2 separate regions of the Homo sapiens genome follow, and region 1 is linked to region 2. A link is an interaction called in ENCODE POLR2A ChIA-PET data of the cell type or tissue named here. Cell type or tissue: A673. All regions are shown on one strand. Links, peaks and the distances in the headings refer to the core of each region. The heading gives the core; the rest is flanking DNA.

The links. Peaks named below come from ENCODE experiments on the same cell type or tissue, not always from the same donor. Only the 100,000 strongest peaks of a DNase experiment are listed, where the experiment ranks them.
Region 1: POLR2A ChIA-PET joins it to region 2 with 7 read pairs; 2 of 35 experiments call an interaction of 5 or more read pairs at or near these places.

Annotation. Positions count from the first base shown.
Region 1 is chr11:34,059,410-34,067,398 of GRCh38, forward strand. All of the region lies in intron 2 of CAPRIN1 (cell cycle associated protein 1), which reads left to right. It overlaps LOC124902660 (a long non-coding RNA gene), which reads left to right and starts at 1,069. Exons shown (of 2, transcript XR_007062651.1): 1 at 1,069-1,782; 2 at 3,643-4,822. In A673, for the core only: no CTCF peak of the experiment used is centred there; DNase peaks (open chromatin) are centred at 3,883, 4,182 and 5,020; H3K4me3 peaks cover 1,443 bases; H3K27ac peaks cover 4,213 bases.
Region 2 is chr11:33,846,216-33,854,204 of GRCh38, forward strand. No RefSeq gene overlaps it. Among named protein-coding and RNA genes, the nearest start is that of LINC02721, 28 kb to the left of the region's middle. In A673, for the core only: no CTCF peak of the experiment used is centred there; no DNase peak of the experiment used is centred there.

The DNA.
Region 1 (7,989 bases), core at 1,095-6,094, 210 kb after region 2:
AGGTGCATGCCACCACACCTGGCTAATTTTTTGTATTTTTAGTAGAGACGGGGTTTCGCCATGTTGGCCATGCTGGTCTTGAACTCCTGACCTTGTGATCTGCCTGCCTCGGCGTCCAAAACTTCTTGACATTTTTATATTGCCTTGTGTTGTTAACCTTACATGTTTTTCTAAATTGGTAATAAGCTCTTTGTGGGCAGAGACTATTAACATTACTTTGCTGCGCTTTCTCACACATGGTATATGCTGAATAAGTACTTGGTAGTTTGGCCAAATCATTACATAGAAATATCTGTAGCTTCATTAACAACCCTGTTAAAATGGATTAATCCATGGGGTTAGGGAGGAAATGCTTTTTGCACAGAACTATTTACTTGCAGTGTTTTTTTATTGAAATTGATTTTTTTCCTGAAGGGTTTTTTACTTTTTACAGGTGTGTAGAGTTGATGAGTAGGCAAGTAGAAGAATACTTTTTTTTTTTTTTTTTTTTTAAGCTGGGTAGCAGGCTGGGCATGGTGGCTCACGCCTGTAATCTCAGCACTTTGGGAGGCTGAGGCAGGTGGATCACCTGAGGTCAGGAGTTCGAGACCAGCCTGGCCAACCTGTGAAACCCCGCCTCTATTAAAAATATGAAAAATTAGCTGGGCATGGTGGCATGCAGCTGTAGTTCCAGCTACTTGGGAGGCCGAGACAGGAGAATTGCTTGAACCTGGGAGGCAGACGTTGCAGTGAGCCGAGATCGCGCCACTGTTCTTTAGCCTGGGCAACAGAGTGATACTCCATCTCAAAAAAAAAAAAAAAAAAAAAAAGCTGGGTAGCATTAGCAAGATATGTGAATGGTCTTAAGAGAACACAGATAATTCTTATTATTAGAACCATTGTACATTATTGGAAATTTCATTGCATTCTCCTCAATACTGTTCTAAAAATATTTTAATTTTAATTTTTTAGAGACAGGGTCTCACTATCACCCAGGCTGGAGTTCAGCAGGGCAATCATAGCTCATTCCAACCTTGAACTCTTAGCCTTAAGCGATCCTCTTGTCTCAGCCTCCCAAAGTGTTGGGATTACAGGGTTGACCCACTGTGCCTGGCCCCCCTCAATACTGTTATCTAAACATAGAAATAACTGAAATATATTTTAGTCATTAAAAAACCCTTTGGGCTTACACTTTGAGTTACATTGAACTTCTTTTTACATTGTGGACAGGAAAGATAGTAAGCAAAAGTTTCCTCAATTTTTAAAAGGACGACGGTAGAAAGAACACATTGCAATCTATAGATGATCCATGGCAGCTATCTTCAAATGCTGAAAGCTTGCTCATGTAGCAGGAGTCTGTGCTGTTTTAGAAAACGAAAAAGTATTAAAACAGTGATGGTGGGGATGTAATTTTTTTACATTTAACTCCCAAGGAATGTATTAATATAAATAAGTTGTACAGAATTATGCTAAGGAATAGCTTGGTTAAAGCAACTAATATTTTGAAAGATGCCCTTTAAGATTATTTATGGTAATTTGCTTTTCAAATCTAGAAGCTTTAGACTTTTTAAGAATATAGTTCAAAGTAGGTGATGCTGGAACTTGTTAACATTTCTTTTTCCTACTAGAGTCAGCTGCTTCAATTCACTCAGACTTACCTGCATAATTATAACCTTGGACAAGGAATAAAGGTTTTTACAGGATTGGCTTTTATCTTTTTTAAAAAATTGGACAAACGGCTTGTGAAACTAAACTCCTGGATACTTAACCTGCTTGAAAAATTATCTTACAATGGAACCTTAGGTAACATCCTTTTTTTTTTTTTTTTTTTTTTTGAGATGGAGTTTTGCTTTTGTTGCCCAGGCTGGAGTACAATGGCGCAATCTCAGCTCACTGCAACCTCTGCCTCCCAGGTTCAAGTGATTCTCCTGCCTAAGCCTCCCAAGTAGCTGGTATTATAGGCAACCACCACCGCACCCGGCTAATTTTCTGTATTTTTAGTAGAGACCAGGTTTCATCATGTTGCCCAGGCTGGTCTCAAACTCCTGACCTCAGGAGATTCGTCCACTTTGGCCTCCCAAAGTGTTGAGATTACAGGCATGAGCCACTGCACCTGGCCTAGGTTAGCATTCTTATGCCATTCTTAGCGTTCAGAAATCCAGCATTCCTGACAGGTGTTCATTCAGCCTCTGCTTTAACCAGTCTTCCAGGGCCTGGTAGAGTGCTCGTTTCTCAATGAAAATTTGTTTCATTGGTGTGCCACTCTTTAAGTTCTTGGTGGTAGAAGTATATCCTTACCGGCCGGGCACAATGGCTCATGCCTGTAATCCTAACACTTTTGGGAGGCTGAGGCGGGCAGATCACCTGATGTCAGGAGTTGGAGATCAGCCTGGCCAACATGGTGAAACCCCGTCTCTACTAAAAATACAAAAATTAGCCGTGCGTAGTGGCTTATGCCTGTAATCCCAGTTACCTGGGAGTCTGAGGCAGGAGAATCGCTGGAACCTGGGAGGCAGAGGCTGCATGAGCCAAGATCGCACCACTACACTCCAGCATGGGTGACACAGCGAGAGTCTGTCTCAAAAAAAAAAAAAAAAAAGTATATCCTTACCACCACTGTTTAATAGTCTTTGTTTTCTGGAACAGCATAGACTCCCGCTACATGAGCATGCTTTCAACATTTGAAGAAAGCTGCCATGGATCAGCTATGGATTGTAGTGTATGTTCTTTCTACCCTGCTTTTAAAAATTGAGGAAACTTTTGCTTACTATCTTTTTTGTCTTCTGGGGATTTCACTAGCTAACAATACTCAGTTGAATTTGTGGAGGGCAAATAGGAGACAGTCAGCTGCCTACCATTGTGGGCAAAGTCAAAACTCGTAATTGTCTAAGTGAAGAACAGAGAATGTGGGGATTGGGGACTTGAAATAATACCTGGAAAAACTGGTAAAGATTGGACCGGGCGCGGTGGCTCACGCCTGTAATCCCAGCACTTTGGGAGGCCGAGGCGGGCGGATCACGAGGTCAGGAGATCAAGACCATCTTGGCTAACACAGTGAAACCCCGTCTCTACTAAAAATAAAAAAAATTAGCCGGGCGTGGTGGTGGGCGCCTGTAGTCCCAGCTACTCGGGAGGCTGAGGCAGGAGAATGGCGTGAACCTAGGAGGCAGAGCTTGCAGTGAGCTGAGATCACGCCACTGCACTCCAGCCTGGGCGACAGAGCAAAACTCCGTCTCAAAAAAAAAAAAAAAAAAGGAAAACTGCTAAAGATTATGGAAAGTTGAGAGGAAAAGAAATATTTTGTTTTTGCAAAAGTTGGTACAGTACTCTAGAAGTGATTTATTTGGCCTGGATACATAAAGTATAGCTAGGTGCTCTTAACTACTTTGGTTATTTTAGGCTTCATTTTTAAGTATTCCCTCTCAGTTTAGACATCTCCTTATTTGAGAATAGGAGTTACGAAGTTTTCCTGGAAAGCCAAGTTAGTTTTTTTCAGATGTTTCCTCCTAATCTTCCTTCTGACTATTTAAAATTGTCTAGTTGAAGAATTTTTAGGGTTTTTTGGAGTTTATCATCTCTCTTTGCTATTTATTTTTAATTGCATAATTAAAAATTTCTTCTTAAATTTTTTATTTGTGGAATTTGTTGGCTATAACAATAAAGAAGCAAAGCCCAGGAGGACATCTATCATGGATATCCCTCTTCTGGCACCCTAATGGCACCTACTGAACTTAATTTAAAAAATCCATTTCAAGAAAGTAACTTTGGTGGTGATGAAAAACTTCTTGGGAAGAATGGAAGATCTAGATGTATTGCAATTCAGCACAACATAATAATCTGATTGGAGAAAGGAAGAAAACAGCAGCAGCAGAGGCAGAGCTGGAATGTAGCAACAGCTGGAATCCAGAATGACATTCTAAGGGGGAGGGTTGTTAAGGCACAAATGATTTTTCTGGGATTTAAGACCTTACTTAGGTAAGTTATTTAACTGTGTCTTTCAATTTACAGTTAGGTGAAATATGATTGATAGTAATGCCTCCCTGATAGGTTTAGCTACCTTTTAAATTTGAATGTCTGTTACATAGTGAATACTGTCAACTATTAAAAGCAGTAAAGAAACAGGATATAGAGCGAGACTGGATAGCACTTGTTGGGATAATTATTTCCCAGTACCACATGACTCTGACATCTACTGGGTGTGGTCACACCTCTCCCATGATTCCCCCTTAAAGACTCTGGGTAATCTGGGAAATGGCCTGATTTTTATCTTGCTCATATGTGTGCTGTAAATGGATTTTTAATACACTTAGGATACTCAGCTGAAAAGGAACTCTAAATTGAATTTCAAGTTAGAAAGGATCTAAGAGGGCAGGTGTGTGTTATCAACATTGTAACGTAGTAGGCTTTCTGATGAAGATAGTTTTTTTTTGAGATGGAGTTTCGCCCTTGTTGCCCAGGCTGGAGTGCAATGGTGTGATCTCAGCTCACCGCTGCCTCACCCTCCCTAGTAGCTGTGTTTACAGGCATGTGCCACCATGCCTGGCTAATTTTGTATTTTTAGTAGAGACGGGGTTTCTCCATGTTGGTCAGGCTGGTCTTGAACTCCTGACCTCAGGTGATCCACCTGTCTCGGCCTCCCAGAGTGCTGGGATTACAGGTGTGAGCCACCGCGCCTGGCCTGAAGATACATTTTTATGCTAGGAAAATGGTTTCATTCTCTAGGAAAAATACTTAATATCTTATTTTATTTGTTTCATGAGTAGCTGACCAATTTATTGTTACCTCTTCTGCTGCTGTTAGCCATGTTCCAGCCCAGGAAAGAATAAAGCTGTGTCTGTCTGGAGCCCTTTATTACTCCTATCTTACCATTCTGTTCTTAGTATAATGTTGGATCTGTCAATGTGACAAGCTATTCCTTGTATATTCGCTTAGTTCATGCTGTAAATTTTAACACCAGTGGACAAATTTTCTAGTTGGACTTTAATGTAAACCATTTGAATAGGAAGTGACAATAGGAATGAAGCCACTTAAGATGGCATCATTTTTCTCTTGAGTAGTCTGTGCTTTCAAAGATTAGGCAAATTGTATTTGGAGAAGTGCAGATACCATATCCTTTTCCTTATCATGGAAGGCCACTTAAGGAGTAAGCTGAGATTGCAAGCTATAGTAATCTTTATAGCTATAGTAATAGCTACTTTCATTTTGAAAAGTAAAAAATTAGACCAATTGTCGTAAGAGGCTTTCTGTTTATAGTGTACATTTTGGTATTTACCACTTAGTTTAACTTCTGAGGTGTCAGCTAAGAATGCAAGATTTAACAAAAGTACTACTTACAAATGGCAGTGGTATGCCTTTGTTTTTTCTCTCTCACCTCTCCTTCTCAAAGGTGGTAACCCCTAAGTGTTCAGATCATAAACGAGTGTTCTCTTTATGAAATAGTTACTAGGTTAGATTCGTAAACTGGTCTAGAAATCCAGCCACAGTTCAAGTTTTCTGGGTTGTTTAAAGTTTCAACTTTAAAGTTTATTAAACAACTTACTTCCAAATTAAAGCTGCTGTATAATGGTTTTTTTTTTTTTTTTTTTTTTTGAGATGGAGTCTCGCTCTGTTGCCCAGGCTGGAGTGCAGGGGCGCTATCTCGGCTCACTGCAAGCTCCACCTCCCGGGTTCTCACCTTTCTCCTGCCTCAGCCTCCTGAGTAGCTGGGACTACAGGTCCCCGCCACCACGCCCGACTAATTTTTTTTTGTATTTTTAGTAGAGACAGGGTTTCACCTTGTTAGCCAGGATGGTCTCGATCTCCCGACCTCGTGATCTGCCCGCCTCAGCCTCCCAAAGTGCTGGGATTACAGGCGTGAGCCACTGCACCCGGCCCCGTATAATGGTTTTTAAGGTCACTAATCATACCATATGTTTGATTCAGAATAATTTATTTCCAGGTTCTACTGGGCTATTACAAGTTAATTACAATGTATTTGAACGAGATGAGTGTTTCTCAAACTTAAGCATGCATCAGAATCACCCAGAAGACTCAATACCAACTACAAATTGCTGGGTTCCCCCAGCCACCACTGAGTTTCTGATTCAGTAGGTCTGGGGTAGTGCCTGAGAATTTGTGTTTCTAACAAGGTGCCAGTTGATGCTGATGTTGCTGGTTTGGGGCCTACAGTTTTAAAAATCACTGACGTAAACCAACATAGGGTCTCTGCTCTGCAGAGATCTGATTATATATAATAGTGAAACAAAGTCCTTCCCAGCTCAGATTCCATGGTGATAAAGTTCTTTGTATACCTCAATAGCTGAGAGATCAGGAAATCCTATATTTTACTGATAAGGGAAAAACTAGTGCCTTTTAATTAAGTTTTTATTGTCATCCTGCAGTTTTCTTAATAAGTTTTGGTATTTCCTCTTATGAGTGCTGTTTCTTAGAAACTTTGATCAGACTTAGGATCCTGCTTTCCTGAAGCTTAGGCAAGGACAGGGGATAGGATATTTATAATAGTAGTGTAGAAAATGTTAACAGCCATGGAAGAACATGTGTAATGCTATGATGAAACTTTCTTTTTTTATTGTGGTTAGAAAAATGTTATATGGATGACCTGTAGTTTCTTTTGATCTCACTCTTGGTCAGGCTGGAGTGTGATAGCGTGATCACACGTTGAGGCTACTCACTGCAGCCTCACCCTCCCCAGACTCAGTGATCCTCCTACCTGCACCTCCTGGGACTGCAGGTGCGCGCCACCAGGCCCGGCTACTTTTTGTATTTTTTGCAGAGACAGGGTTTTGCCATGTTGCCTGGGCTGGTCTTGAACTCCTACTCTTGAGCTCAGATGGTTTCCTCACCTTGGCCTGTCAAAGTGCTAAAGTGCTAGGATTACAGGTGTGAGCCACTGTGCTCGGCCAAGACCTGTAGTTTCTGTACCTTTTTAATTTATTTTTATTTATTTATTTATTTATTTTTTTTGAGACAGATTCTCACTCTGTCACCCAGGCTGGAGTGCAGTGGCACGATCTTGGCTCTCTGCAACCTCTGCCACCTGGGTTCAAGCAGTTCTCCTGCCTCAGCTTCCCGAGTAGCTGGGATTACAGGTGGCCGCCTCCATACCCGGCTCATTTTTGTATTTTTAGTAGAGACGGGGTTTCACCGTATTGGCCAGGCTGGTCTCGAACTCCTGACCTTGTGATCCGCCTGCCTCAGCCTCCCGAAGTGCTGGAATTACAGGCGTGAGCCACTGTGCCTGGCCACCTTTTTTATTTATTTATTTTTTTGAGACGGAGTCTCACTCTGTTGTCCAGGCTGGAGTGCAGTGGCAGTGGCATGATCTTGGCTCACTGCAACCTCCACCTCCTGCCTCAGCCTCCCGAGTAGCTGGGACTACAAGCATATGCCACCATGCCTGGCTAATTTTTGTATTTTTTTTTTTTCAGTAGAGTTAGGGTTTCACCATGTTGGCCAGGCTGGTCTCCAGCTCTTGACCTTGTGATCCACCCGCCTCAGCCTCCCGAAGTGCTAGCATTACAGGCGTGAGCCATCACACCCAGCATTTTTTTTTTTTTTTTTTAAGACAGTCTTACTCTGTTTCCCGGGCTGGAATGCAGTGACACAATCTCGACTCAGTGTAGTCTCCACCTCCTGGGTTCAAGTGATTCTCGTGCCTCAGCCTCCTGAGTAGCTGGGATTACAGGTTCATGCCACCACGCCCAGCTAATTTTTGTATTTTTAGTAGAGACGAGATTTTGTCATGTTGACCAAGATGGTCTTGAACTCCTGACCTCAAGTGATCTGCCTGCCTTGGCCTCCCAAAGTGTTGGGATTACAGGTGTGAGCCATGGCGTCGGGACCTGTACCTTTGATTTACTACATTTTTTTGACTGGGCAATTCAGTTCGCTGGGTATAAGGAACTGTGGTCTGCTCTTTGAAAATTCTGTAAAAGAGTCTTGAGATTGTTGAGTTATGATTTACATACTTATTTCCTTACAGTAAACTCATCAGTTCTTCACCTTTTAAAA
Region 2 (7,989 bases), core at 1,911-6,910:
CATATAGAACAGCCCCATCCAACCCTTATCTCTAGCTCTTGACAATCACAGATTTGTTTTTGGTCACTATAGTTTCCCCTTTTCTGGAATTTCATATGAATGGAATAATGCAGAGTTTAGTGTGCCTAACTGGCTGCTCTCACTTAGTGCAATGCTTTTGAGACCCATTCATGTCGTATTTGTCAGTAAAATTCATGTTGTATTTTGCCATAAAAAGGAAAAAAACAGGTACAGTCATCCATTTGTGTGTCTTCTTTAGTGAAGCATCTATTAAAATCATTTCCCCATTTTAATTGATTTGTTTTCTATTACTGAGATGTAATCACTCTTTACATATTCAGGATACAAGTACAAGTCTTTTTTCAGACACGTGTTTTGCAAGTATTTTCTCCCAGTCTATACCTTGCCATTTCAAAATTCTTTTGAGTGACTATTCTGTTTTATACATGATTTTCTCTTTTTTTGTTCCATGAGGAATACCTTGCCATTTCTTTTTCTTGATGGAATCTTTGCAAAAGCAACATTTTAAAATTTTGGTAAAGTTCATAATTGTGTTTTCCTCTTCCTATTGAGACAGAGGAAATCACTGGCTTAATGTAAATTTTTATAAATAATTTATTGGATTGGGCGTGGTGATTCCCAGGCTGTGCATTTATTATACATTCAGAACCTGTATAAATGGTGTCTTGAGGTTTTGCATTCTCAGGGAAAACTTTTGTTTTCTCTCATCCAGAATCTAGACAGAGGTTGCAAACTTCCTTGACATCACTCTGTGCCTGTGGATAGATTTTTTTTCCCAGTCCACCCCTTCACTGTGGATGTAGCCCTTTGCTAGCTCTGCCTTATGTAGGATTCTCACTTCCAACCACCCATTCACAACAATCCTCAATGTATTCTCCCTGCATGGAGCCAGATGGTAGTGGCCAGTAACTCCCCAGGGCATCTCAGTGCCAGCTTTATGCAATGTTTCTCACCTCTATTTATTTCTGGACCTGATGTTTTCTATATTTGTTTTTCCTGCAGCTCAATTTTGCGTCTAGGTATCTGGATACGTTTTATTCATCATTAATAGGTGTTGTGGTTATCTTAGGCTTCCATTTTGCCCAAACTAAACATTCTCCAGCTTAGGTTTTACTTCATCTTTGTGCACATCTGGATCTGACTTATTTCACCTTCCCCTGTTGGGTGATGCTGGGTTTGTGCCTTCCTGTTCACCTGGGTTTCATTATAAGCCATGGTAAGTAGAATCAGAAGATTCACATTCCTTTCTAATGACCCCAGTTGCCCAACAGTTAAGACCAACTATCTTTTCTCTCTCTCTATTTTTGAGACAGAGTCTTCCTCTGTCACCCAGGCTAGAATGCAATGGCATGATCTGGGCTCACTGCAACCTCCATTTCCTGGGTTCAAACAATTCTTCTGACTTAGCCTCTGAGTAGCTGGGATTACAGGCACCTACCATCTTGCTCGGCTAGTTTTTGTATTTTTGATAGAGACGGTGTTTTACCATGTTGGCCAGGCTTGTCTCAAACTCCTGACCTCAAGTGATCCACCTGTCTTGGCCTCCCAAACTGCTGGGATTACAGGCATGAGGCACTGTGCCCGGCCATCTTTTCTCTTTAATCACTGGGTAATACAGGAAAGATTCTGTCTATATTCAAATGAGTTTTTTCTTTTCTCAGTAACTCATTTCCCCTGATTACACTAAGCAAGTAAAACATTAGAGAACACAGCAAATTGTGTTGCAATAAACAACTAAGACAATATTGCTTCAACAAAAATCCTGCACAAGATGGTTAAAAAAGTCCCTATTATTAGTAGTAATAATAAAAACTTTTTTTAGTGCCAACGAAGTCATTTTAGCTACCTTTGAAATATATCTGCAACCTGTTGACATAGTTTGGATCTGTTTCCTCACCCAAATCTCTTGTTCAATTGCAAACCCCACTGTCGGAGGTCACGCCTGGTGGGAGGTGATTGGATCATGGGGGCGCTTCCTTCATGAATGGTTTGGCACCACCACTTTGGTGTTGATCTCGTGATAGAGTTCTCACAAGATCTGGTTGTTTAGAAGTGTATAGCACCTCCCCGCCACCTTCCTCCTGCTCTGGCCATGTGAAATGCCTCGCTTCCCTTTCACCTTCCGCCATGAGTAAAAGCTCCCTGAGGCCTCCCCAGAAGCAGATGCCACCACACTTCCTGTACATCCTGCTGAACTGTGAGCCAATTAAGTCTCTTTTCTTTATAAGTTACTCAGTCTCAAGTATTTCCTTATAACAATGCAAAAATGGCCGAATACACTTGCCTACTTTTCTCTATCCCCATTTTAACACCTTAATCCAAGCCACCATCATCTCTCACCTGGATCATGCAACAGCCTCCCAGCTCGTCTCTCTAGGGTCCTCCATGCACACACAGAGTGATCTTTCAACACACTAATCAGAGTATGTATGTCACTCTCCTGCTTAAAAGATTCCAAAGTCTTGCCACTGCAGTTAGAATAAAATCTGAGCTCATCTTCAGCCTTGTAAGATCCTACATGATTTGGTCTCATGTATCACCTTTCCTCCAGCTACTTTGGACTTCTTGATGTTCTTTAAGCTCGACAAGTGGGTTCTTGACTTAAGACTTTCACTTGCCTGTTTCTTCTGTTTCTGAATGTATGACTGAATCTTTCCTGACATTCGGTCCTAGCTCAAAGCCACTGCCTCACAAAGGCTTTCCCTGACCACGCCCTCCCTCCTCTAAAACGACATCTCTCTGCATCTCTTGACATTCTATCGCATTGCTCTATTTTATCCTAATTCATTGATCACTTTCTGAAATAAATTTGTTCATTTACTTGTGTATTTATTTATTTTGTTTCCTCCCACTAGAATGTAAGTGCTGTGGTAACAGGGACCTTGCTATCTTGCTCACCACTGTATTTCCATTGCCAAGAACAGTGCCTGGCCTTTTGGAAACGCTCAATACATATTTATTGAATGCATGCATGCATGAATGCCAGCAACTGTTCTCATTGCTTCATGTAGACTACCCATAACTTTTACAATGATATGCTAATGTAAGTATATTATCTTCATTTACAAATGAGAAGACTAACTAGAACCACATCCATTTGTCTCCAAAGATGACTCTTATACATTTACACTCCCTCCCATTTTGTTAGGTAACATTAAATGCAATGAAAACATTTATTGTTGGCAAATGCTTTTAACACTTGGTTTACATTGGCTATATTAATATTTTTGTTTTACACAGGGTCTTACTATGTCATCCAGGCTGTAATGTAGTGACACAATCTTGGCTCACTGCAGCCTTGACCTCTCAGGCTTAAGCTATCTTCCCACCTCAGCCTCCCCTCCCCCCAGTCCCTCAAGTAGCTGGGACCACAGGTGTGTGCCACCAGGCCCGGCTAATTATTTTATTTTATTTTTTGTTTATTTATTTTTTTTTTTTTTTGAGACGGAGTCTTTCTCTGTTGCCCAGGCTGGAGTTCAGTGGCACAATCTCAGCTCACTGCAACCTCTGCTGCCGGAGTTCAAGCGAATCTCCTGCCTCAGCCTCCTGAGTAACTGGGATTACAGGCATGTGCCACTATGCCTGGCTAATTTTTGTATTTTTAGTAGAGACAGGGTTTCAGCATCCTGGCCAGGCTGGTCTTGGACTCTTGACCTCGTGATCCACCCCTCTCGGCCACCCAAAGCGCTGGGATTATAGGCATGAGCCACCGCACCCAGCCCTTGTTTTATTTTTTATAGAGACAGGGTTCTTGCTATGTTTCCCAGGCTCATCTTGAACTCTTGGGCTCAAGCAATCCCTCCACCTCAGCCTCCCAAAGTGCTGGAATTACAGGCATGAGCCAGCGCACCTGGCCTAGGATTTGAATTCTGTCTCTTTTTCCTTAAAATAAGTGAGAAAGTAATTTCCAGCAGTCTGAAAATATATATATGTTATTTGGTTCTATAAAATTAAGTTTTGGGAGATAAACAAATTAATGAAGCTAGAGGCAATATAGTCTAGAATGAGATGACCTCGATGAATTAAAGTCTTGACTTTATCCCAAGCTTCAGTTTCCTCTTCTGTAAAATTAAGATAGAAATATTTGCTGTGTAGAGTTGGTGTAAAGACCATAAAATACTTAGGATAGTGCATCTACCTGGCAAATGCTCAATAAAAGTCATGTTTAATAACATTAATGGTGATAATGCTGCCAAGAATTAGAATTTTATTGCTAGAAAACTGTAAGAGACAAGTTATTCACTCAGTGAGAGGATGGGCTGGATAATTTCAAAAACTTTTTCAGCCTTCATCTAAGATTGTATTATTCTGATCAGCGCTTTTCGAACTCTGGAGTTTTTAACTTTCAATCTACCATGGATTGACACTTTTGTACAATATAATAAAAAGTGGATGACTGGGAAAATAAGAATTTAAAAATGCATACAAAATAAAAGCTTATTGTATAACAAATTGCCCCAAAACTCAGTGGCTTAAAACAACAATTATTTATCTTGTATCACTTCTGTAGGGCAGAAATTGAAGAACAGCTTGGTTGACTGATTCCAGCTTGGGGGTTTCTCACGAGGTTATATTCAAGATATAAGCTGGGACTGCAGTTGTCTGAGGCTTTGACTGGGCCAGAGGCTCTGCTTTCAAGGTGGCTCATTTATAAGATGGGCAGATGAGTGCTGGCTGGTGGCAGGAGGCCTCAGTTCCTCTTCACCACATGGAGCTCCATGTAGAGCTGTCTGAACAGCTTCAAGGCATGACAGCTGTTTTTTTGTTTTTGTTTTTGTTTTTGTTTTTTTTTCTCCAGAACAAGTGATCCAAGAGACAGCAAGGTGGAAGCAACAGTCTGGATCTAGCCTCAGAAGTCACATTCCATCATTTCAATATCCTATTGGTTAGACAAGTTAGCCCTATTCCATGTGAATGGAGACAACACAGGAGGTGAAGCCAGGAAACAAGAATCACTAGGGTCACCTTGGGGAGTGGCTACCACAAATGCTTCCTCCCAAATTCCATACTTACCTGTCTGTAAACCAAAGTCTGACTACCAAATTCCTAGAGATCATCTACTGTAAGCTCCTCAGTTTGCAAATGAGGAAACTGAGACCTACCTAAAGACACTCCACTAATTAGTGGCAAAATCAGGTTTCCTGATTTCAGTGTTCTTTCAATCACATCACATAGGCTATTTTACCTACTATATATCTATTTTGCCTGGGATGTAGTTACGGGGGGCATTTGCCTTGAGCTGCTCATTAAGTGATTTGAATGAATGGGGTGGGGTGGGGAGGCTGACACAGAGATACGGCTGTGGGTTTGCTGAGGCTCACAACAAAGCCATCTTTAAAGTGGTCATCAAATAGGATAATTCAGTGAGCCCAGTTCAAAAGCATCACAATGTGACAATGGAAATTGACTTGATTTAGCTTCAAAGATTCTATTAACTCGGAGAAATGATTTTCCGGGAGAATTAATACATGGCCACTGGTAGAGAATGGATGTGACTTCTTCATTGCTTTGAAACATCTTTTAACTCAATTCTTAGATGTACATACAAAACATTATAGCTTAGATTCCTACCCCTATAATATACACATTTCAGGGCCAGATGATTACATCTTGATCCTAATTACAAAGGAAATGCAGAATTTCTGGTAATCTCATTTTATAAGGTTGAGAAATAACCTGCTTCAGAAATAAGCACTAAGTGAACCCTTCTAAACACATTCTTCCCATTATGGGGAGTGGGTGTGGAGAGGGGAATTACTTGCTTGAGGTACATTTGTAAGGTCAAAAGTACATTAAAGTTGTGACAAATGAACAGTAGTACATTACTGAATTCTACACTATATTTTTTCCTCTCTTTATCTGCCTTGTTCTTCTCCTAATCAAACCAAAAAGCCCAAAACAAGAAAAAGCCGAGATTTGTGAGTTAAAAAAAAATACCTTTTTATTTGGAAATAGTTTCAAACTTACAGAAAAGTTGCAAGAATAAAAATAGTGTACCAGTACATCCTTTACCTAGACTCACCTGTTGTTAATATGTTCATCTCATTTGCTTTATCATTTCTCCTCTCTCCTCTCTCTCTCTCTCCCTCTCTTGAAACACACACACACACACATACACACACACACACACAGAGACAACTTTTTTCTCAACTATTTAAGTTACATATATAATGGCTCTTTGATGCAGGAGTTTTTCTCCACCCCTTCATCAGACTTGCGATAGGCGTGCCCTGTTCACTCGGCCCGCCATGCTCAAGCTCTTCTTGCGAGGAACGCGTGGGTGAACAAGTGCAGGATCTGGCCGGCTGCTTTGGGCAGCGGCAAGAGTAGGCTCCCTGCAGGCCCTGCAGCAGTGCCCAGGTGGGAATGCCTGTGACCCCCAAAGCCCCAGAGGGCATGTTACAATGCTCTCTTAGCTCCGGTGTCTGTGGACAGTGGTGTGTTGTCAGCTCAGTGGGCCTCTCGCCTCATCGCATGGGGAGGCTGCCCTCCACCAGTGAGGGCAAAGGGCCAGTGTGACAGCCTTTTTTGGGTACCATCACTCAGTGGGTCCCGAGCTCTTGTTCAGCATCCAAGAAGAATGAGGTCGCACAGATACTTGAAGGATGGTGGAGGTGGAGAATTGTATTTATTGATGGAGATGGCTCTCAGTGGAGAGGGGAGCTGGAGAGGGGACGGGACAAGCAGATAATCTTCCCTGAGATCTGGCGTTCTCCAGCCGGCTCTTCTCTGAAGTTAATCTCTCCTCTGAAGTCCAGCTCTCCCTCTGAAGTCAAGTCGCCTCTCTCCAGTCAAGCTGCTTCTCTCCTCTACCGACTGAGTCTGGGGTCTATATAGGCACAGGATGGCGGGGGGTGGAGTGGGCCATAGGTAGTTTTAGAGAAGGCAACATTGGATTGGTAAAAAGACATTAATCAGAAAGAATCAATGGGGAGAGAGTGGGCAAACAGGGATAGAAGTTCTCACTTTGGGCAGAGGGTTGCAGGGTTTTTGGCTGGAAGGTGGGGTTTTGCCAGGGACCCACCCCTGTCTGCCTAGAATTTCTCTTCTTCCTGCCTCTATCACTTTACTCCTAAATATTTCAGGGTGCATTTCCTAATAATAGGGACATTCTCTTACATAAACACAGTACAATTACCAATTTCAGTAACATTTACATTAACACCTAATACTTTTTAACTAATCTATCCGTTCATATTCTGACTTTATCACTTGACCCAATGATGCCCTTTGTAGAATTTGTTCCCTCCAGCACTGGACTGAGTACAGGGGCCAGGTGCTGGATTTAGCTGTCAGGTCTCCTTAGCCTTCTTTAACCTGAAACATTCCCACAGCCTTCTTTATTATTCATGACATGAACATTTTCAAAGAATACAGTCCACACTCCCCCCCATCAACTTTTAAAACTAGAATGTTCATCATTTTGGGTTTGTCTAATGATTTGTCTCATAATTAGACATGTTATATATTCTCAGCAGAACTACTAAAAAGAGTGATCCTCTCTGTCCTTTTCAGATATCACATCTGGAGGCCTGAGATGCTCATCTGCCCCACATAGATCACCTGGTCAAGGTGCTATCCAATTTCTCTACTGTGTAATTAGCGTTTTTCCTTCTCATAGCTAGTGAGGAATATATGGGAAGGTACTTGAAGACCATCCAAATATCCATATCTTGTTCTTTGTTTCTCTGTTGAAATTTAGCATCTATTGATAATGCTTGCTTGATTCTATCTTAACTGTCACAGTTGCAAAATGATTTTTCCAGCTCTCATGCTGTCTTCCCATTTACCAGTTGGCATCCAAGATTCTGCTGTAAACACGAGTCCTTCCTTCTCCCTCATTTATTTATCACTGGAATAAACTCATGAATTCTGCCCCCTGCCATGCTTAAAACTCATTACTATCCTTAATTCGTTACTGTCCTTAATTGTTTTGATAATCAAATTGTCTTAGATTTGGCTATTGAG